Regions from separate parts of the Homo sapiens genome. Here all the other regions are linked to region 3. A link is a loop called in an ENCODE intact Hi-C map of the cell type or tissue named here. Cell type or tissue: prostate gland. All regions are shown on one strand. Region 1 overlaps MAFTRR (MAF transcriptional regulator RNA). Region 2 overlaps WWOX (WW domain containing oxidoreductase). Region 3 has its middle 24 kb from the start of LINC01228.

What was found. A loop is a pair of places that touch in the nucleus more often than their neighbours do. Peaks named below come from ENCODE experiments on the same cell type or tissue, not always from the same donor. Only the 100,000 strongest peaks of a DNase experiment are listed, where the experiment ranks them.
Region 1: it touches region 3 in a loop (2.0-fold over the local background); 1 of 110 quality-filtered maps calls a loop at or near these places.
Region 2: it touches region 3 in a loop (2.8-fold over the local background); 1 of 110 quality-filtered maps calls a loop at or near these places.

The regions. Positions count from the first base shown.
Region 1 is chr16:79,718,335-79,726,334 of GRCh38, reverse strand. It overlaps MAFTRR (MAF transcriptional regulator RNA), which reads left to right. Exons shown (of 6, transcript NR_104663.1): 6 at 4,714-5,023. It overlaps LOC105371356 (a long non-coding RNA gene), which reads right to left. Exons shown (of 5, transcript XR_001752268.2): 5 at 1,250-2,806. Among named protein-coding and RNA genes, the nearest start is that of LINC01229, 48 kb to the left of the region's middle. In prostate gland, no CTCF peak of the experiment used is centred here; a DNase peak (open chromatin) is centred at 4,834; H3K27ac peaks cover 1,546 bases.
Region 2 is chr16:79,060,316-79,068,315 of GRCh38, reverse strand. The region is part of intron 8 of WWOX (WW domain containing oxidoreductase); the gene reads right to left. Among named protein-coding and RNA genes, the nearest start is that of MAF, 540 kb to the left of the region's middle. In prostate gland, no CTCF peak of the experiment used is centred here; no DNase peak of the experiment used is centred here.
Region 3 is chr16:79,847,409-79,855,408 of GRCh38, reverse strand. No RefSeq gene overlaps it. Among named protein-coding and RNA genes, the nearest start is that of LINC01228, 24 kb to the right of the region's middle. In prostate gland, no CTCF peak of the experiment used is centred here; DNase peaks (open chromatin) are centred at 4,600, 4,898, 6,048 and 6,438; H3K27ac peaks cover 2,739 bases.

The DNA of each region.
Region 1 (8,000 bases), 130 kb after region 3:
TGAAATCAATCAGAGGAGAAACCAAGCCAAGATCTTGGCAAAAGCATGAGGAGGTCACAGGAGTGTGGGAAGACAGGAGTCAGGCTATTTATTCCTTGGCATCCCCCTTCTTGACAAGTTGGCTGTTCTCTCTACTGAAAGCCAGAAGCTTGGGGGGGAATGTACCTCCTCAACCCCTATCCATGCCACTGTATGTTATTTATTCCTCAAGTCCCGCCCTCACCTCAGTTAAATATCCCTTTAGTAAACTCTCCTCCCACTGCCCAGTTTTTGTATGTATCTGTTTTCCTCTACCCACTGCCTGATACACAGAGGGATGGGGTGATGGAGACCCCATACCAGGGATCTCAGGTGGGCAGCGCGTGGGGGCTTATCTAGGCAGGTACAAGGTGTATGTTAAGGTGCAAAGGATGGTGAACACTGAATAAAAATAATAATTATTAGTATTGGCATTTGCAAGCCTGCTTTTACCTAACTGGAAACTAGAATCTTTAGCTCCATAAGTTTGAATCCTGGAGAGACCAGAGCATTGCTACTTCCATTTTCCATAGGAGGAAACAGAGTCACTGCTTAGACCTAAGGCAGTTTAGCTATTAAATGGCAAGGTCAAAATTCAACTGAGGTTCTATCTATCTAATTCTGTCTCTGGATGCTCATTCAGACCTCTTTCAACCTCTCAGTGACAGAAACAGTCTGATGAGAATAAGATAAATACGTGGCTCAAGTACCCAAGTAAGTATCCCAGTCTCCGTTTAGAGGAGTTAAAAGGAAGAAAAACCTTAAACCCACCTACCCTTAGATCACAAGGGTCCTCTCTGAGGCCACCCTTTGGAGGAAGGGCTAGTGGAGCCATCTCTTTTGTACAAGGAACTTCCTTGAGCTCCTTTAAACTGCAGAAAGCACCCCGCCATGTTAACTGGAACGCCCTTTCCAAGTGCAGCCAGAATCAGATTTTAGAAACTCTCTGGGCTTCTCTGAGTTAATAACTGTCTATCTTGCACCTGGCTGGCCTGCACGCCTCTGGGTCCTGAACTCTGGCCAGCAGCTATATCTGAGCTGGGGCCCACCTGCTCCTTGGAGAGTTGAAGCCTCCAGAATGAGCACGCATTAATGTGATTTCCTTGTGGTTAGGATGCTGAAAAGGCCTAGTGTGGCTCTAGAAGAAAATCATGGCATCAGGCATGCAGACCTGGCAAAGAATGTGCTGGAAAACCTGGCTGTGTGACAAACTTTTAGAGAAGGGAAGAACTTGCATCAATAAAATTTATTGCATTTTTAAATGTTTTTACATGTTTGTTATTAAATTTCTGGGAAAGATAGTACAGTTTAGCGAAGGGGGTGAAAAACACTGTCCCCCATCTTGAGTATAGCCTAGGAATATTTTTCTATATTTCTGTATAAATGCATATACACATTTTTTATTGTAAAAGTGTACATCCTGTTTACTCAAAGTGGAGTCCATGGACAGGTAGCCCTGGAATCACTTGAGAATCCACTGGAAATGCGTAATCTTGGGCTGACCCCAGATTTACCAAATGAGAATTTTAGCAAGATCTCCAGGTGGTGGAAGGGCACATAGACTATAAAGCTGAACAGTGTCCAATGGTGTGAATGTGCCATGAATAATTTCATTAATCTCCTTTTAGCTCGAAAAATTATGCTTTGTCTAAATTTTCATGATCACATGCTACAATACAGTGAAAAGTGCTACAAAATAGTCTTTTCCATTCAACTTTGTACAAACAATAATGATGGTGATCACCATTGTTACTATGATTTATTAAGTGCTAATTACTTGCTAGGCCCTGTGATGAAAGCTTTACAAGAATTCTCATCTCATCCTTATCATGGCCTCCTACAAAGGGGCTATCTCTCATTTAGAAGTGATGTTACAGAGGCATATTTTAAATAAAGTATTTCAAATAATTATGATATTTTAAATATTGATATTACTATGACCGATGATAACGGTGATAGCATGTATTGGTCACACGCTACAGAGACTGTAGTAACTGCTTTATGTTCATTTTCTAAATCTGAACTTCAAAGGCTGAAGAGGCAAGTGTTATTAAACTCTCAAAATCAAGGTAAACAAGCTCAGAGGTTAAAAATCTTGTCCAAGGTCACATCTCAAGATCACAGTAGAATCCCAGTCTGGATGTGGGCTTGCCCGTTCCTCCACTCTCAGTCATCATGGTGCAGGAAGAGGAATGTGCTAATTTGCTTTCAGTTCTTCAGTGCATCCTTGGGGCCTCACCTCTCTGTCACTGTTGAGCTCCTAAGCAGGCCATTCTTCTCCCCAAACCTTTGTGTGTGAATAGAGAAGGGGATTCACTATTCACACTGCACTGCCTCCTTGGGGGGATGGGCTTAGAGAACAGAGGATTTGTTCCTAATCACACATCTCCACAGCAGAGCTGCAGGCATCGGAATCCTCAGACATTCAGACTGGCCAGCCGTGTGGCAAATATCCCAGGACTTTGCTGGGAACAATGGGCACTGAACTGCAGGTGACCCGACCTGCTAATCGCTGCCTGATTACCAGCTAATCAGTGCCTTGTTTGGGACACTGAATCCCAATTCCCTTTGGACTGGGCTGGGCCTTGGCAGACAGTCACCTGGTTAATGTGGCAGGGGCGAGGCAGAGGGTCATGTGCTCCAGTGCACGGAGTGGCCAAAGGCCGCCTTTGGGGAAATGGTCACAGGGTCAGTCTCTCCCTCTGATCCTGGGCAACTATAACATTTGTCAACAGCATGGAAGTGAATCGAGGTGGAGAAGTAAAGGCCAGTGCCTCTTTCCTGAAACCTATGGAAAAAAACAAGTGAATCGACCTTTAAAGGCACAGAGAAAACGGAAGTGTTCTTTTTTCAGAATTTCTCAAAAGAAAATATCATCTGGGAGGGTGAATTAACCACCGTCAAGAATCCCATAGCTACCACCTCCATAATCAATATCATCACCACCTCATCACTCTTATCACTTCTGTCATGGTAACCATCACCCCACCCCTATCCTCACCATCACCACCACCTCCACCACTACCACTACCATAACCATTACCATCATCACCACCAGCAACAACGCTTCTATTTCCACCACCACCCCACCACCAGCCTCACCACCACCACCACCACCACCACACCACTACCTCAACAGTTGCCACCCTCTCTCCTACCATGGCGTCCACCACCACCACCACCACCACCACCATTACCACCAGCACCATCACCATCATGATCATCATCATCCCTCTCCCACCATCACCATCACCACCACCACCACCACCACCACCACCACCATCACCATCATCATCACCACTGCTGTCACCATCACCACCCCCTCCCCACCATCGCCACCACAATCACCACCACCACTATCACCGTCACCATCACCACTGCTATCACCATCACCACCCCCTCCCCACCATCACCACCACAATCACCACCACCACTACCATCACCATCATCATCACCACTGCTATCACCGTCACCACCCCCTCCCCACCATCACCTCCTCCACCGTCATCACCCCACCCCCACCTCCACCATTACCACCACCAGCACCATCATCACCATGCCCTCCTCACACCTCCCACCAACACCATGTCCCTCATCACCACCATCACCACCACCACCATCACTACTTCTGGCCCTGCTGCCACACCACCACCACCACCATAGTTATCATTACCATTACCAACACTGCCATCACTGCTACAACAATTACTACCACCATTATCACTATTATCACCACCCACACCACCATCACCAGCACCACTTCTACCACCACCAACACCATCACACCACTATGAGGACAACCACCTTCACCAGTTACTTATCATCATTAATTTCACCACCACCAAGAGCAGTGAAAACAATACCATCACTGCTGTTCCCACCACCATGACACCACCACGATAGCTGCCACGCCGAACTCACATTGCCATATCCCAAGGAAGCAGTTTAGAGTAGTATTTTTAAAACACTGGTTTGAGAGTCAGACCAATTTAGGATCTATTCCAAGAAGTACTAGTTGTTTGAGTTTAAATAATCAATTAACCTTTGAAACTTAATTTCCCCCCCACAAAAAAAAAAGAATAGAAACAGTAATAGAGCCAGCTCATAGGAATGTGGCTCATACTGAACATTTAACACAATGTTTGACCCATAACTCAATGAAAGTTCACTATCTTTATGATCATTATTTCTGCCCCAACTCCTTTTTAATACACAGCTGCTCCCCTAGCATTTTTGCTTGAAAATGGGTGAGGAAAGGACAATTTATCCCTTTATTTCTAAATGTCATGGGACCCTCTAGGCTGCCTGACATCCCTTAGAAGCGGGGGTGTGGTCATGGCAGTATGAGCTGAAGAAAGTTCCAGATTTGGACTCAGCTGTCTGGGTTTGAATCCAGATCTGCTTTTTAAAAGCTCTCTGACCTTCAAAATGTGTCTGTCCTCTCAGAGACTTCCTTTTCTGAAAAATGGGGAATGATCATCTTTTCCTTGAAGCATTTGGGGAGGATTCTATGAGATAAGATAGAGAAAAGCCCCAGCAGATGATGGGCAGAGAGTAGGTACCCAATGCATTGAGTAGACTTTGATTTGCTGGTATTTCAGTTTTGAATAAATAATTATAAGGAAGTGAAAAACGTATGCACTGCTCTAGAGAACCTTCTACTGGGGAATAAAATCAAGTCTTTCTCTCTTCCAGATGGAGCTGAGCCTGACACTCTAACCGGTTCTCTGGGTGTACTGCAAAGGTCTAATAAAAGGCACCTTTGCCCGGTTGCTTCAATTCTAGGAAGCTGTTCAATGTTTGACTATATTTCTCCATACTCATTTGAAAACAGTTCATCAGGTTAGTTCAGTTGAATTATTGCTCCTTGGGAGTTTTCCAAACCCTGGATTTCCTTCGGAGAGAGCTAGATTCTATTCCATTCTTGGAATTCAGCTCCTTGCCCTTCTCTGTGACCCCGGATCGCGAATGCAGTAAAAATAAAAATATCCTGCTGCCTCCTGCACTAAGAAAGGACTCCCTGGCCTCCTGCTTAGAGATGGAATCTCATCTCTTGGGATTTTCAGAGCAAGAATGTTAGACAAGCTGTCCTTTTTCCTTCTTCATTTCTACATTTTGGTCACCGACATTTTGGTAGCAGACACTAGCAATAATGGGTACTCCTAAAAGTATATATATGGTAAGAAGAAGAAAGGGAAAAAATATTCTATCCAATCACATTTGGTTCCTCCATACCCTGTATGAAGTGTTACTTAGTAGATTTTGTTAACCACGGTGAAAGAACTTTCAGCACAATTCCATCCATGGTCACTTAGCACAGACTACATATGGGGGAGTTAAGGGAGGCAGTGAAGAATTCTGAACCCACATAAACAAATTCCCTAGAATTAACTTTAGCAAATGCAGCACCTGGCTGGGGCAATTCTCAGATCTCCTAGGGAACACCAGGACAGGTAGACTGTCAGCCAGAGATGCAGTGTTTCATGTTCTGAGTTTTCTTTCTTGTAAAAGTCTAGATTCCACTACCAAGTAAGAAAGAAAGGATGCAGGAAAGAAAATTTATTAGCAGGTAGTCCACAAAGTGTCTTTCGAATCGTTTCAAATTTCACTTCCACCTCTATGGTCTTGAGTCCTTTGTCAGGGTGGACTGACCCCTCGAATTCCCCACCTACCTCTGGATAGGATCTAAAGTCTTATTTGAGCCAATTGCTACATCAAGGGTTTTATTGCCATTTAATTCTCCAAGCAACCCTGATTGCTTTGCCTTTTCTTATTTTTTTACCCAGTACTGCATTTTTAAAAAACTTCACACTCTGCTAATCAGTGATTCCAGATAATTGCTTCTAACTGCCGCATGGTATTCCATAAAGGGCACCTCTTTAATTTACTTTCCCATTTCTGCAGCTAAGGACCCCCTGGTTGCCTCTGTGGCCCAGCAATCACAGGTCTTGGCTGCATGAAATCCTCTTAGATTCCCTCTTCTGGACCCAAGGACCCAAGTGGGGATTCTTTGGGATATTCTGAAAGGGAACTACTGATTCTAATGTACATGGATGCTCAATTTTTGTGAGCTTATTCTTTAGATTGGCTTCACTTCTACAATCCTAAGAGCTGGACGTGAAAAGTCATGTGTTCTGACATCTTAGACTTGGCATTATCCAACTTGCCCATTTTTACCAATCTGATGAGTATAAACTTATAGCTCATTGGATTTGGTTTGCTTTACCCTGATTTTGAGCTTTGTATTATTATGTGAACCATTTGGATTTTTACCTCTGTGATTTACCTGTCATATTCTTTGCCTCTGTTTATTTTTGCTTGTTTGTTTCTTTTTTTATTTTTATTTTTGAGACACAGTCTCGCTCTGTTGCCCAGCCTGGAGTGCAGTGGCGCGATCTTGGCTCACTGCAACCTCTGCCTCCCGGGTTCAAGCAGTTCTCCTGCCTCAGCCTCTTGAGCAGCTGGGACTACAGGCACACACCATCGCACCCAGCTAATTTTTGTATTTTTAGTAGAGACGGGCTTTCACCATGTTGGCCAGGCTGATCTCAAACTCCTGACCTCAGGTGGTCCGCCCACCTCGGCCTCCCAAAATGCTGGGAGTACAGGCGTGAGCCACCATGCCCAGCCCTTTTTCTTTTTATTTCTTTTTTTTTTTTTTTTTTGATAGGGTTTTGCTCTGTTGCCCGGGCTGCAGTGTGTGGTGTTATGCTAGTTCAATGTAGCCTTGAACTTCTGGGCTCAAGCGATCCTCAAACCTCAGCCTCCTCAAGTAGCTTGGACTACAGGTGCACACCACTACACCCGGCTAACCTTTTTATTTTTATTTTTGTAGAGACTGGATCTCACCATGTAGCTCAGGCTGATATTGACCTCCTGGCCTTAAGTAATCCTCCCACCTTGGCCTCCCGAAGTACTAGGATTGCAGGTATGAACTGCCATACCCAGCCCTTTGCCCCTATTTCTGATGGATTTTTTGATCCTTTTCTTGTTAACTTACAGGTTACCCTCATATATCCTATACTGGCTGTTAGTCAGTTGTAAATGTTGCAGATATTGTGTTGCAATTTTTCAATTTTTAACTTCATCTTTACAATCTTTCATTAAAAAGAAATCCTCAACTTTTGTGTCATCAAACACTTTTTTTTTTTTTTTTTTTTGCTTTATATTTGGTAATTTTAGGTCTTTAGAAAGTTTCTCCCCACCTCTAAGTTGTAAAAATACTCTTCTAAATTTTCTTTTGTTAACCATATAAGCTTTCCTCTCATACTGGATATCCTATGCATCTGGAGTCCACGTTTGTGTACTATAGAAATATAGATGTTATTGGGCCGGGCGTGGTGGCTCACACCGATAATCCCAGCACTTTAGGAGGCCGAGGCGGGCAGATCACGAGGTCAGGAGATCGAGACCATCCTGGCTAACACGATGAAACCCCATCTCTACTAAAATACAAAAAATTAGCCAGGCATGGTGGCTGGCGCCTGTAGTCCCAGCTGCTCGGGAGGCTGAGGCAGGAGAATGGTGTGAACCCAGGAGGCGGAGCTTGCAGTGAACCGAGATTGTGGCACTGCACTCCAGCCTGGGCAACAGAGCGAGACTCCGTCTCAAAAAAAAAAAGAAATATAGATGTTTTTGTTCTCCATATGGTGAGCCAATTTCTCAATACCATCTACTAAATAATCTAACCATTCCCCATGATTTTTAAGCCATGTTAAACATATTTCAAGTCCTCATTTATAAAAAGGCCTGTCTCCTAGGCCTCTGTTCTGTTCACTGGTCTCTGTTCTCAAGCCAGAAGCAGACCAATTTTACGATGATGGTTTTGTAGAAGGTTAACATTTTGTAGGATAAGCCCCTCCTCCATATTCCTCTTCTTCACAGTTGGCCTAGCTCTCTGGGGGGACTTTACTCTTCTGTATCCATTTTAGCATTAATTTTTCTGTGTTCCACAACAAAAAATTTTAAAAAATACATCCAGC
Region 2 (8,000 bases), 790 kb after region 3:
CACCCCCAAGATGGTTACAGGCTTTACATGAGCTAGTTATGGGAAGTGCTTGACACAGTCATGGCATTCTTAGGCAGTTCATAAACATCATTAGTTACCGTTGCTACTATTTTTATAAGGATTACAGGGTCATTCACCCAATGCTCTCTCCTCAATCACTCTTACCAGATTCCACTAACATAAATGGTGTGTCCACAATGGGTTAGGGATCTTCCGGAGCCCCCCTCCCATCCCCTGTGCACTTGTACATGCAGCTAATAGCCCCAAAGACTGACCATGGCCAAGGCAAAGGCAGGAAGATCAATGAGAAAATCTGTGAGTTCTGCTTTTGTGCAGGCTTTTTTCTCAAAACTAATTATTTATTGGCTGATTTAGGTGCCTTGCCTGGATCACAGGCATTCCCAGGAGACGCCCTCTCAGGAGGCTAGCCTCTTTGGAAGGTTCCAGAAGGGAAGAGAAGGAAGGACTTTTCATTTGCAGATGACTCGCAACACTGTCAGCAGCACACTCATTCCATTCGAACCACAAAGTCCTCAGTAATACCCACTTCTGTGCATTTGCCAGGCACTACCATAGGCACAGCGAATACAGCTGCAGATGAGTTTACCTTCTTGCGGGAAAGACCAACCTGAAATGCACAAAAGCATAATATGCAGGTGGTGATAAGTGCCCCCCCCCGCCCCCCACCCCACCCACACGCACAAATTAAAAACCCAGGGCAGGCAGAGGATGAGCATGAAGTATTAGTACTATTCCATGTGGCAGTGGTCAGGGAAGGTCTCTAGTGAGGAGATGTCCGGGCAGACACTATAAAGGGTAAAGGGGTAGCCCTCACAGGAGCCGAGAAGAGCATCTCAGGTGGAGGGAAGCCCAAACGTGGAGTTTTCATAAAGTTTTTAAGAAAGGTCAAGGAGGTCAGGACAGCTGAAGCAGAGAGAGAGAAAGAGAGAGAGCGAGAGCAGACAACAGCCATTTTGATGTCAAGGGAGGAACAGGGACTCAAGTCATGCAGGACCTTGCAAAGGTTTTAGCTTTTACTCTGATTTTAGAAAACTTTGATCTGATGTGTTTTAAAGCAATCGTTCTCGATAGTGAATATCAGAATCACCAGAAGCAAAGACAGATCTCACCCAGAGCAAAGGGGATGGCCGGCCCTATGAAAGCTGGAGCCCCAGACAGGCCCTAGACAGGGCCTCCAAGGATTGCATCCAGCTATGCTCCTTTCAGGGAGACCTCACTAATAACCACCTTCTTATTCATTTCGCGGATGCTCCCTTCCAGAGCCGTCCTTCAACAGAGCACTTAACTGTGGCATGCAGAATGCCCTTTCAGAGATAGTTCATATCTCTGCCATCTCTGCCATCTCTGCCAACAAGCCAGTCCCATCTGCCAGTGTCTTCGACTGCAATGGTAGCTACCTTTTCAGCTGCTACTGTAGTCTGGAATGAAATCGAGGCAGCCAAGGCTTGAGAAAGTTAAACTGGAAAATGGTGACAAGCCACATTTGTATGGTACCTCGTTTGACCTGGACCATTGCCAGAGGGAAATTCTCCAAGGAGCAAAGTCCTTCTGGTAGAAGGCAGGTGGTCCCTTGAGGCGGCAGGCTCTCATGGCACAGAGCCTGAGAAATGCAAATTCGCCGATTGAATTAAGTGGGCACCTGAATGCTTGCTTAATCCGGCTCTATTGTTCAGTTCTGCTGGCCTTGCCAGCTGTAAAGAGGTGAGCTTTCAGAAATAAGGGGGAAAGAAATCCAATGAGGCTTCCTGGAAATTATTCCCTCCTTCCTTCCCTCCCTTCCTCCCTTCTTCCCTTCCCCCTTCCTTCCTTCTGTCCTTCTTTCCTTCCACAGATCCTATGTTGAGCTCAACTGTGAGCCTAATTGCGCACTTGATAATGATGTCAAAATGGTGACGAAGGCAGATTCCTTCCCAGCCCTGATGGAGTCTACTATGTCCCACTGGGTGACACAGATAATAAACAAGTACATGAGTAAAGCAGGTACTGCCTGTGCTCAGTGTGCGGGAGGAAGCAGGGCCTCATGACTGAGGATAACCAGAGGAGGTATGGAAGGTGGGCTTAAGGGAGGCCTCTCTGGAAGGAACGTCCCACGTGGAACAGTGGAGGGAGGGGAGTGATTTAGGAAGAGAGGACGGCAAACTCAAAGATTAGTAGATGAAAAGGTTCTTGGGCAGTGCACAAAAAGAAAAAGCAGGAGACAGGAGACAGGTGTGAAGGAGAAGCTGGAGGCTGCGATTATCAAAGGCTCCACAGATCATGATGAACAGACTGGATTTGGACTTTAATGTCCAAGGCAGTAGGGAAATGTTGGAAGGTGGTACAAAGAGGAGAGACATGAGCTAATGAAACTTTCTAAGGTATTCAAGAACAATGCCTGGGAGCAATGGTCATGAGAATGAAGCCACCTTTGTGAAATTGTGACCATAAGAGGAATATGACAGCATAGCTGACTCCATCTTGCTTCTAGCCCCACGGGCTGGCAGTCCTCACTCATCCCTGGGCATAGGGCAAAGTAACACTGGGAAGAATTTAGTTTATACTTTAATCTTAAAGCAAGAATGATAACAGCCTTTCCCGAAATGAAACCACCTTTGTAAAGCTCCTAAAAGGCCACAAGGTTAGGATTAGGAGAGGGGTCTGAATTCAGCTAAGATGTAGGCATAGGAGGTCACAAGATTTGGAACTTCCCCAATTATTCCTGTAGATAACATCACTATTGTAGAACCTAAGACTGGTTTTTTTGGAATGGTTTTCAGACTTTTGCATTTTGATGACCCACTGACCCCACCTAGGCCTGGGACTTGTGATTCAACTGGAACTGAGGCTGACCCAGTGCACGAGGACCATTTTCCACACTTCAATGATTTCATCCCCAACCAATCAGCATTTTCCATTCCCTAGCTCCCTTCCTGCTAAACTATCCTGGAAGAACACTAGCCTCCAAATTTTCGGGGAGGCTGATTTGGGTAATAATAAACTCCTGTCCTTTTGCTTGGCTGGACTTGTGTTAATTAAACTCTTTCTTTCCTGCCATAATGTCATCTCAGTGAACTGGGTTTTACCTGTGCAGCAGGCAAGAAGAACCCATTGAGCAATTATAAGAACTAAGGAAGCTTCCGAAGCCTTTGTTCACTCTATCAAGTTTTTACGGTTTATCTGCATTTCCCCATAGCGAAGAGAAACAAGAACACTAATAATAAGTAAGGTGGGAAGTGGAGAGTGAGTCCTAGAGACACACACAGGCATACACGTAAGTGCTTCCCTAAACAACCGACGAACTCCCAGCAACCCATTCACCCTTCGCACACACACAGGTGCTCAGGGGCATCCATGCTCCATCTCTATAAACACAGATTCCTGGCGCCATTTGCACTGGCCATCAGAACGTCCGTTATAAACTGAGTATCCTCCCAGCACATTCTTGTCTCTCTTCCAACACAACATTAGAATGCCATTCCAGGGCAGATAATTCATAAATAAGTTAAGCTTATTTGCATCCTTCCTCACACCCAGTGCTGTGAATGCCTTAAGCGTCTCCTGACCCACACACATGGAATAGTAGCCCATGAATTGTACACTCCTCCCTCAGGGCTGACTCTCTACTGTCACCATCTCTCATTTAATCCTTGCAGGAACACGAAGAGGTTGGCAGTGCCGGATGGACGGCTAAATAACTGCTTTGCTCCATGTCTTTCCAGGAAAACTATTTCCTGTGCTTGATAAGCCACATGAGAATCCGCAGAAACAGCTCCTGAAGATGCTCCAGGTGTCTCCACATCTGCGTTCCTAGACACGCCTCAAATCCCTCAACAAACGTGATGATGACGACGCATGGGTTCTGCAGGTGCTGAGTCAGCACTTTTCACGCATTATCTCATTTAATCTTCAAAATAACCTTTAGGTCTAGATATTATTCCTACTTTTACAGATAAGGAAACTGAAACTTACAGTGCAACCCATCGAATTCCACAAGCTATGCCCTAAACCATCATCTTAAATTCTCAACCAGGTTGTCTTTCTAAATGACTAAGGATGGGTTTGTATTTTCTTTGCCTTGTATTACAACACTTCGTATATGTCAGTGAAAGGACCCCACTCTTGTACAACAATATTACAAATTGCATCTAAACCCACATTTTGCCTGTGATGGAAGAAAACTCTCTATCAGCTAGAGGATTTATAAAGATCATTTACATAAACACTAGACATGTTGCTGTAGTGCCTTGTTGAGAACTAGAAAATTGTGCACACTTCTGAGGCTTCTAAAATACAAATATTTGGCAACTTGTCCTCAAATGGCCTGGCTAGAGTCATCTCCAGGAAAATCTGGGGTTCTAATTCATGCAACATTCTGGTTAACTGAAAATTGCCAGTTTTTGCTCCATACTAGTCTCATTATCTTTGACAATTCCTACTTTAAAATTGATTTCAGGAAGAGCAGCAACAGCTATCATCATCTGGTTGTTTAGGTTTCCCAACTCTTTAGGTCCCACAGAAATGGATGTTTGCTCTATTTTCATTTTCATTTTTATTTTGAGCTATTTTTATTCTGTTTTCTTCTGGTTCTTGAAGACCTGTGGATTTTTCACAGAGGTTTCTTGAGGTGCTGGCACGTCAATCCAAAAGAGAAGGAAAAACATCACTCTAGCGCGCAAGAGTCAGTGTTTCTAGTGATGGCTTAAAGGCCAAAGTAGACCCAACCTTGTTTCCAAATCCGCTCCTGGAATTCTCCATTTGGTTTTCCAGATATCCCTGAAAGGGGCCCAAACACTGCAGGCTTTTGTTTGGTTTTGTTTTATTTCTTGCTTTTGTTTTGTAGTTATTTTGTCCCTCCTATAGCAGAGACCAAGTTAGTTTATATCGTTTTGACTAATATTCCATATCCAGACTGGCAACCTGTGGACAGCATTCAGCCTGTTGTGATGTGATGGGGCCAAGATACGCACGCCAGGAAATATTCCGATTTCGGAACAAAAAATAAGAACACTTCAAAAACACGGCTATAAAGAGCAGAGGCGGCTTGGGCTGGGTAACCATATCTAAAACACGAATGTTGCTTTTTTATCCAAAATACCTCGAGGTCTATTTCACATACTGCAAGCAATGTGAACATTTCCTATCCCACTCCTTCTACTGAAATGAATCCTTCTTCAGCAGAAGTGGGGAAATAGCTCAAAAGCACCATCCAGATTTGGTGGGAGATTTGGCGCGGCACCAACTTTCAAACAGTATAATGGTTTATCAACCTCCCTCTTCTTTGCTGCATTCAACAAGCAGGGTACCTGCCAAAATCCTGCTAAAAATATCCTCGGCATCTGTAGCCCATCAGCCATCTCTGGCTGATTTGGGTGGGTAATTGACCTTTTGAGCAGGTGGACAGCCAGAAATTTATTTTTTTTCCTGGATTGAGTCTAAGTTGACTTAAAACAGATGTTCCTTCAATGCCGATTCGACATTTATAATGGAAATACTCTCAAGCACTGTTCAAGGGGCTGTTAGAACCCAGAATGCACAAAGAAGGGCCCTGTGATGTTCCGGGGCTGAAGGAGTTAAATAAAGCCACCTTCCTCCTCAGGCTGAAAACCAGGAGGTACCTCTTGCAAGGGAAATAGGAAAGGAAGCTGTCACTTCTTATTTTCAGGTTTGCAGAAAAGCCTTTTTTTTTTAAATGTAAACATTCATTAAACTAATTTGAAGTTGTCATTACTCTCCACCCCTGCTGTTTTATATCAGATTATTCCTAAGTGCTTGGTGAAGAATCCCATAAAGTCACACTCGATTCCTCTGCAGGGGATAATCGCATAGTTTGCACTGTGATTTACACCGCACGGCACCGGGAAGTGTCCTCAACTTTGAAAGGCCTTGGTTCCCTGGCAAACAGTCTCTGCCTTCCCTATGGAAATAAATCCCAGTTGTCCCTCCACGACTATTATGAGGTCCCCATTACCTTTTCTCCATCCAACTGAAGATAATTAAAAGCAGTTCAAAGCACATGCCAGAAGGTATTGGGCATTTTATTAATAAATGGAGAACTAAGAAAATGATATGTCCCATTATGGTTTTAAACTGTAAGATACACTTACGCTTCTTCCTCGCTTTCCCTCTCCCCAGTCTCCCCAACCTTGAGTCTGGGGCCCCCAGTCTCCCTAACCTTCAGTCTGGGGTGGCCAGTCATTCTGTGCTATGAGATCACGTGGGGTGGGGAGGTGTATTTCACCCTTGCATCTTCTAGCTGAAGTTTTGCTGATAAGGGCATCACAAACCATACTCTCCCTTGAAGAAAATGATTCTAAGGTGGGGAGGGGCTGTGAAAAGAATGCAGGCACTACAAGGGGAGGCTAGCGTCTGAAGTCCCACTTTCCCAATATCACAGTGATCCTCAGTTACTGTACATTCCATGTATGTAATGGGAATCATAGTGTCTACCAAGTAAGGCTGCCAAAACCTTGTCAGGAGGTGGTGAGTATACTCAAAGAACCCAGTACAGAGCCTGACATAGAGGCATATTAGCTATGATCAGTATTGCTGTTAATATGCTCAAAACCTTAACGACTCTAAGAGAAGTAGCCCTGAGCAAAATTAGGACATGCCCAGTTTGTTTTCAGTGCAGCTATAACTTGTCTTTTTCTTTCCTCCCATTCTTTGCCCCTGAACCAATACTGTCATGGATCAGTGCTCACACAGCCTTAAAATGGATCTGTTCTCTGTCCCAGTGTCTCTGAGTGTTACTTTCTAAATAAACTAACTCTCGTCCAGAAATCAGCAGCTTCTAATTGTTGAATGGGTATCCCCGCAGGTAAAATTTGCATTTTGCAAGAGATCTGAATGCTTTACACCCAGAGTGCCAAGTGCTTTGCTACTTATACCAGTCCTCCCACACTCACTGCACACATTCCAAGTGGATCGTGGAACTGCATTCTTCTTGGTTTGCCAAGCCCTTAGACGGGAGTAATCTTGTAATTCATCACCAGTCAGTGCCGGGCTAATATAATAAGATACTACTAAGCACAAATTGTAAAAATCCAGTCTGCACCAACCATAAATTTGGAATCCAGATAGGGCTTTAGAGTCCTTCCTAACATTTTAGGCAGTCAAGTCAGGCTTTCGGGTTGGCACACAAAATGAGATCTGGTTATCATTTCTCCCTCAACATAAAGGATTGAGAGACTGTGAGCACCATGGCCACCCAATGTACCTCTCTTGCGTTCAAGGGGCACGTCCCTTCGAGAGGCTGTGTGGTATGAATGTGAGTGTATAAGTCTGAATTCCAGTCTGAATGTTCTGCCATTTACTAGCTGTGCAAGCTTCAGCATATTCCTTAGCCTCTCTGTGCTTGTTTTTCCATCAGTGAAATAACAACATCTATTTCATAGTGCTTTTGGGTGGATGGAAGTTCTTAGAATGGCCCATGGCATACAATAAGCTTTAATTAACCAATATTCATTTCAATAAAATTATTGGCCACTATCCCTCAAATCACAGCAAACACCTAACTCTCCAAAGGCACCTGCAAGGAGACTGAGAGTCTTAAAAAACAGAGAATATGGACTAAAGCTATTCTCCATACAGTGACAATGGCCTCATTGGTTACATTAAACAAAGATAAAAATTGTAGCTCCGCTCGTAATTGGGTTTACAAAATGAGACTAGAAAATACTCTTCAAGTGTCCAGTTGCTTTTGAAGACATAAGACATATGTCACTGCATTCTTCTTGGTTTGCCAAGCCCTTAGAAGGGAGCAATCTTGCTATTCATCACCAGTCAGTGCTGGTCTAATATAATAAGATGCTACTAAGCACAAATTGGAAAAATTCAGTCTGCACAAAGCATAACTTGAAGCTTCTATCCATCTTCAGTGGCATCAGAAAGCACGGGCATCCATGCTGATACCATCACTTCAGTTTTCAAGAACCTTACCAATTAACGGCCAGTGGCCAAAAGCCTCACTGGAGAGGGACATGGGCTATAAAATGCATGAC
Region 3 (8,000 bases):
AAAAAAAAAAAAAAAAAAAAAAAAAAAAAAAGAAAGGCATAGGTTGCAATCCTAGTCTCTGACAAAATAGACTTTAAACCAACAAAGATCAGAAAAGACAAAGAAGGTCATTATATAATGGTAAAGGGAACAATTCAACAAGAAGCGCTAACTATTCTAAACATACATGCACCCAATACAGGAGCACCCAGATTCATAAAATAAGTTCTTAGAGACCTACAAAGAGACTTAGGCTCTCACACAATAATAGTGAGAGACTTTAACATCTCACTGTCAGTATTAGACAGATTAATGACACAGAAAATTAACAAGGCTATCCAGTATTTTAACTCAGCTCTGGATCAAGTGGACCTAGTAGATGTCTACAGAACTCTCTACCCCAAATCAACAGAATATACATTATTCTCAGTGCCACATGGCACTTATTCTAAAATAGGCCACATAATTAGAAGTGAAACAGTCCTCAGCAGATGCAAAAGAACGGAAAAAATAAAAACAGTCTCTCAGACCACAGTGCAATCAAATTAGAACTCGGGATTAAGAAACTCACTCAAAAGCGCACAATGTCATGGAAATTGAGCGACCTGCTCCTGAATGACTCCTAGTTAAATAGTGAAATTAAGGCAGAAATCAAGAAGTTCTTTGAAATCAATGAAAACAAAGAGACAGCATTTCTGGGACAGAGTCTCTGGTAGATGGCTAAAGCAGTGTCAAGAGGGAAATTTATAGCACTAACTGCCCACATCAGAAAGCTAGAAAGATCTCAAATAGACACTCTAACATCACAATTAAAAGAGCTAGAGAGCTGAGAGCAAACTAATCCAAAACCTAGCAGAAGACAAGAAATAACTAAGATCAGAGAAGAATTGAAGGAGACAAAGACATGGAAAACCCTCCAAAAAAATCAATGAATCCAGGAACTGGTTTTTTGGAAAAACTAATAAAATAGTCAGAATGTTAGCAGGACTAATAAAGAAGAGAGAAGAATCAAACAGACGCAATAAAAAGTGATAAAGGGTATATTACCACTAACCCCACAGAAATGCAAACTACCATCAGAGAATACTGTAAACACCACTATACAAATAAACTAGAGAATCTAGAAGAAATGGATAAATACCTGGATGCATACACTGTACCAAGACTAAACCAGGAAGAAGTCAAATCCCTGAATAGACCAATAAAAAGCTCTGAAATTGAAGTAGTAATTAATAGCCTACCAACCAAAAAAAAGCCCGGGACCAGATGGATTCACAACTGAATTCTACCAGAAATACAAAGAGAAGCTGATACCATTCCTTCTGAAACTATTCCAAATAATTGAAAAGGAGGGAATCCTCCCTAACTGATTTTATGAAGCCAGCCTCATCCTGATACCAAAACCAGGAGGAGACACAACAGAAAAAGAAAACTTTAGGCCAATATCCCTGATGAATAACAATGTGAAAATCCTCTATAAAATACTGGCAAACCAAATCCAGCAGCACATCAAAAAGCTCATTCACCATGATCAAGTCAACTTCATCCCTGGGATGCAAGGCTCGTTCAACATACGCAAATCAATAAACGTAATCCAGCACATAAACAGAACCAAAGACAAAAACCACATGATTATCTCAATACATGCAGAAAGGGCCTTTGATAAAATTCAACATCCCTTCATGTTAAAAACTCTTGATAAACTAGGTATTGATGGAACATATCTCAAAATAATAAAAGCTATTTATGACAAACACATAGCCAATATCATATTGAATGGGCAAAAGCTGGAAGCATTCCCTTTGAAAACCAGTACAAGGCAAGGATCCCCTCTCTCATTACTCCTATTCAACATAGTATTGGGGGTTCTGGCCAGTACAATGAGGCAAGAGAAAGAAATAAAGCGTATTCAAATAGGAAGAGAGGAAGTTAAGTTGTCTCTGTTTGCAGATGACATGATTTTATGTTTAGAAAACCCCATCATCTCAGCCCAAAAACTTCTTGGACTGATAAGCAACTTCAGCAAAGTCTCAGGATACAAAATCAGTGTGCAAAAATCACAAGCATTCCTTTACACCAACAATAGGCAAGCAGAGAGCCAAATCATGAATGAGCTCCCATTCACAATTGCTACAAAGAGAATAAAATACCTAGGAATACAGCTAAGAATGAATGTGAAGAACCTCTTCAAGGAGAACTACAAACCACCACCCAAGGAAATAAGAGAGGACACAAACAAATGGAGAAACATTCCATCCTAATGTATAGATAGAATCAGTGTTGTGAAAATGGCCATACTGCCCAAAGTAAAGATTCAATGCTGTTTCTATCAAACTACCATTGACATTCTTCACAGAATTAGAATAAACTATTTTAAATTTCATATGGAATCAAAGAAGACCCCGTATAGCCAAGAGAATCCTAAGCAAAAACGACAAAGCTGGAGGCATCATGCTACCTGACTTCTAACTATACCACAAGGCTACAGTAACCAAAACAGCATGGCACTGGTACCAAAACAGACATATAGACCAATGGAGCAGAACAGAGACCTCAGAAATAGCAACACACATCTACAACCATCTGATCTTTCACAAACCTGACAAAAATAAGCAATGGGGAAAGGATCTCTTATTAAGTAAATGGTGCTGGAAAACTGGCTAGCCATATGCAGAAAACTGAAACTGGACCCCTTCCTTATGCCTTGCATAAAAATTAAGATGAATTAAAGACTTAAATGTAAAACCCAAAACCATAAAAATGCTAGAACAAACCTAGGCAATACCATTCAGGACATAGGCATGGGCAAAGACTTCATGACAAAAATGCCAAAAGCAATTGCAAAAAAAAAAAAAGCAAAAAAATGACAAATGGGATCTAATTAAACTAAAAACCTTCTGCACAGCAAAAGAAACTGTCATCAGAGTGAAACAGGCAACCTACAAAATGGGAGAAAATTTTTGCCATCTACCCATCTGAGAAAGGTCTAACACCCAGAATTTACAAGTAACTTCAACATTATTTCCAAGAAAATAACAACCCCATCAAAAAGTGGGTAAAGGATATGAACAGACACTTCTCCAAAGAAGACATTTATGTGGCCAACAAACATGTGAAAAAAAACTCAACATCACTCATCATAGGAGAAATGCAAATCAAAACTACAATGAGATACCATCTCAAGCCAGTCAGAATGGTAATTATTAAAAAGTCAGGAAACAATAGATGCTGGTGAGGCTGTGGAGAAAGAGGAATGCTTTTACACTGTTGGTGGAAATGAAAATTAGTTTAACCATTGTGGAAGACAGTAAGGTGATTTCTCAAGGATATAGAAGCAGAAATACCATTTGACCCAAAACCAAAGGAATATAAATCAACTACTATAAAGACACATGTACACATATGATTATTGCAGCACTATTTACAACAGCAAAGACATGGAACCAACCCAAGTGCCTATCAATGATAGACTAGATAAAGAAAATGTGGTACATGTACACCATGGAATACTATGCAGCCATAAAATGGAATGAGATCATGTTCTTTGCAGGGACGTGGGTGAAACTGAAAACCATCATCCTTAGCAAACTAACATATGGAAAGAAAACCAAATACCACATGTTCTCATTCATAAGTGGGAGTTGAACAATGAGAACATGGAAACAGACAGGGATACAACACACACCGGAGCTTGTTGGGAGGTAGGGGATGAGGGGAGGGAACTTAGAGGACAGGTCAATAGGTGCAGCAAACCACCATGGCACATGGATAACTATGTAACAAACCTGCATGTTCTGCACATGTATCCCTTTTCTTTTTAGAAGAAATAAAACAAAAATCCACAAACTAAGATAAATATAATTTTTATATTATATCCAAATATACAAGTCGTTCTGACATATTAATAAATAAAAGACACACTAAACAATGGGAGGAGGAAGAGGGAGTAGTTCAATGACAAATGAAATTCAAAGAATAGAAAACCCAAACATTGGATAAAAATATTCCCACCATTTTCCTTGTTGTCTTACAATGCCTTCTAGGACTTAACACCAAACACTGAGGTCTGTCTCTAGACTCGCTGCTGTTTCTGTGGTCTACTGCTGGTCTCTGCGACTTCATCACAATGTTTTGATACTCTAAACCTGTGCTGTCTGGTGATGGGTCACCACATGGGTCACAATGACATGTAGCTATTTAAGTTCAATTAAAGTAAAAATTAACTTCCTCAGTCAGTCTAGCTATATTTCAAGTGCTCAGTAGCCACATGTGACCCAAGGCTACCATATTAGAGTAGCATAGCTAGAGACCATCTCCATGATTGTAGAAAGCTCTGTTGGACAGCACTGCTTAAATGTATAAGTCTTAGTATCATTATAATAGAGCAAGTCTCCTTTCTTTCTTTCTCCTCTTTAAAATTGCTTGGGCTCTTTACTTTTCCAAGTAAATTTTAGAATAAGTAATCAGGGAAATGTAAATTAAAACAACAATAATATTCCACTCTATGGCAAGAAAAATGAATGCATTACATGCATCCAAATAGAGAGACCTGAACATAATGTAAATGCGTGAGAAGAGCAAGTCGCAAAGTGTGTGTGTGTGTGTGTGTGTGTGTGTGTGTAGGTGTGTAGGTGTGTAGGTGTAATGCCATGAAATAATTTAGATGAAACTTAAAAACACACCAAATAGCCATTCTATTTATTTTTCATGGATCATAATAACAGTTAATAAATATTAAGCATTTATTTTTTTCCAGGCTCTGCTCCAGACACTTTAAATGTATCAACATTTGATGATTGCACATACAGTTGATTTACTATCCCCTTTTTTATTTGACTGAGACAGAGCAAAGTTAAGCAACTTCTTCCAGGTTACTCAGCTAGTTGTTACAGAGTTGGAGCTGAGAGCCAGGCTGGCTTCCAAGTCTGTGCTCATAAACACGGTGCCATCCTGGATTCAGACCAAACGACACCAAACATGGAAAGGGATGTTTCTAGACGTGGAGAAAATAAAATAGAAATGGTCTTTGGGGCTTTACCTTCTATATAATATATTTTAGAGAGAGAAAGAGAAGAGGATCAGGGAGAGAGAGAAAGAATGGGATATCCAGCTACTCGGGAGGCTGAGGCAGGAGAATGGCGTGAACCCAGGAGGCGGAGCTTGCAGTGAGCCGAGATCGCGCCACTGCACTCCAGCCTGAGTGACACAGTGAGACTCCGTGTCAAAAAAAAAAAAAGAAAAAAAAAAAAAAAGAATGGTACATCCACAGAAAAGACAGGGGAAAATGTTAACATCGGTCAGATCAGATTGGCCAGTATATGGGGGTCTATCACTTTTTGTTTGAGTAAAACATAAAATACTTTTTAAATTAACAAGTTAAAAAACAAAGGTTATATTAATGGGTGGCATAAGGCTTCCCAGACTTGCTTTTGATCTGTAGTTTGCTAACTAGACTTCTATGTTGCCAAGCGTCACCACTCTCGCTTTGCAGAGTGAGATGTGGAAGTTGAAGGGTTTTTGAGGGGCAGCTGAGAGGGACACAGAACCAGGTGAAAGGAGAGACTGCAGACGAGGTGGTTGGGGTACACCAAAGGGAGGAAGCAGCAGCTGTAGGAGGAGTGGGGTCAAGGATGTTTACAAGAGACTTCCAGAAACCCTGTGGGGTTTGATGTAACCCCCTCTTCCGTTTCCCCAGGAAAGCTTCAGTCAAAGCTACACCACTTTCCATTTCTTCAGCTGTCAGATACGGTTTTCTTTTGGCACGTGGAGAAAAGTTGAGACTTGCCTCAGAGGGACCATGGCCTGGACAGCTGACCAAGTGGGTGCAGTCGTGCTCAGGGTCTATATCCACATAAAGTGACTCTTCTGGGTACCTAGCAGGCCTCTAATGTGGCATCACTGCATCCCACGGAGGTCTCTTCTCACCCGAGGCTTTCTGTCATCTGATGAGCTAGGTGCTCAGGTTTCATGCCCATGTCACTGCGCTCCAGTGGCTGCCAGGTAGCCTCTCCGCCCCAGCATCACCACAGAGAGGCTCTTTGGCTGTCGCCCTGATGCCCGCTCACGTGTGGGGCTTCTTGCACAATTGCTGTCCTGGGAGCAGACAAGTGGGAGTGGCAAGGTGGGGCCCACACGGGCAGGTCTGGGGCAGCTCAACCGTGTGAATGGCAGACAGCCGCCAGGCCTCCAGGAGCTGGGGAGCTGGGCTGCTGCAGGACCAGCGGGAAGGTGGGAAGGCAGGATAAGTTGGTGGTGAAAGGGCCTTTGGAGGGAGGTCCACACTGCATCCTCTGCCTACTGTGAGCAAAGGACCCAGCCCCAGCCTGCTGATTTATGGCTTCTCTTCTGTGAGCTCATCAGTGATTTTGGAGCAGGTTCATAAGAAGCAAATGCCTTGTAAAGGCACAGTCTAGCTCTGGCTCTGCCACAGCCTCTCCTGGGAGCGAAAGGAGGTTTCCCATTCCTGGGGCGTGGTTGGCCTGCACTCCCCTGCACACCAACAGCAGGCCTCACGCCACTTTGCAGAAGCCGGAGACAGAGCTGTGTGGCTGGGCTTCAACATGTGCCAACACGCTATTTACAAGGCGAGAAGCTCTGGAGGAAAATGATAAAATGTTGTTTTTTAGGATATTTTGCAATTACATTAAGCCCTGTGAGCCTCAGTGAAGAATGCAGCACTGTGAAAGCTTCCAGACCTTACCAGACAGGGATTTGGGGCCAGCTGAGAGGTGATACCACCTGTCATCATTTGTTCTTTCTTCTGCCTGGGCTACCTGCTCCCGGACACCTCTGTACCCTAGCTCGAAGCTTTGTCTCATATTTCAGGATCCGCGCAATAGGCAGGATCAGCTAACCTATAGAACACAGCCTCTGGGTTAGACGAAACTCAGTGAGGACTTGTCTTAGTTCAGGTCCTTGGTCCTTACATTTTCTGAGCTTCAATCTATTCATCAGAATGGAAGCCCTCCCTGCTTTGACGAGTTTCTAAAACTGGAAATAAGAGTATTTTCATGTAATTAGCCTTCCTCATTAAATCTGTTAAGGACAATCAAGGACATTAGTTAATTTCCAGTTCTTATAGTAGTCCACATATTGTAGAGTCAACCATGAATTGTTCCTATCAGTTTGTTTTATTTAGTTATGATTAATGAAATTATCGTAGATAGGCACATGTGTTTTTAAAGTCACTTCTATCTCAAAAAATAAATATATAAAGAAAGAGATGAACTACACACACACACACACACACACACACACACACACACACACATCAAGTAGTACTGTGGGAAAATAAATAGGCTCTAGACAGACTGACCTGGGTCCTACTAGTCTTTCTAACATATCTTGACTTTGTGATCTTGGGCAAGTTGATTAACCTCTCTGAATCTGCTTTTGTTTATTCTGGAGACAGTATGCACAGTGATTAAGGGCTTTGACTCTGGAAGCAGATGATCTAGGTCTGAATCTCAGATCCATTACACACTCACTTATTTGTACCTCCGTTTTCCTGGTTGTAAAATGGAAGTGAGACTAGTACTTATCCCACAGAGATGCTGTGAGGACCAAATGAGCAAATGAAAACTCACATGATATAAAGGGCTTAAATGGTTGCCTAACACATAGTTATTAAATGACTGCAACATGGGAATAATAATGGAATCTACTTTAGAGGGTTGCGGTGAGGATGAGATGAGACAATGCACGTGAAGTACACAGCTCAGAGCCTGACACCCAGGTGCTGGTTACAACGGGAGCTGTTGCGGCTGTTATTTTTCCTTCAGGGAAGGAAGCAGAGAAGTTGGACTATGCACAGGTCACACTGCACACTCCTGTGGTGTACTGAGATCCATTCACAATTCTACATCACCAGGATCTAGGGATATAGGGGGGAGGGTGGACACAGAAGCGTGGGAGGAGAGGTGCTAGTGTCCCGGGAGAAGGGTCCAGAGAAGGCCAGGCTCTGACAGAGAGAGAAGCTGCAGAGGCCACAGACAGCAGCTACCTGGGAGGCTGTGCTTATG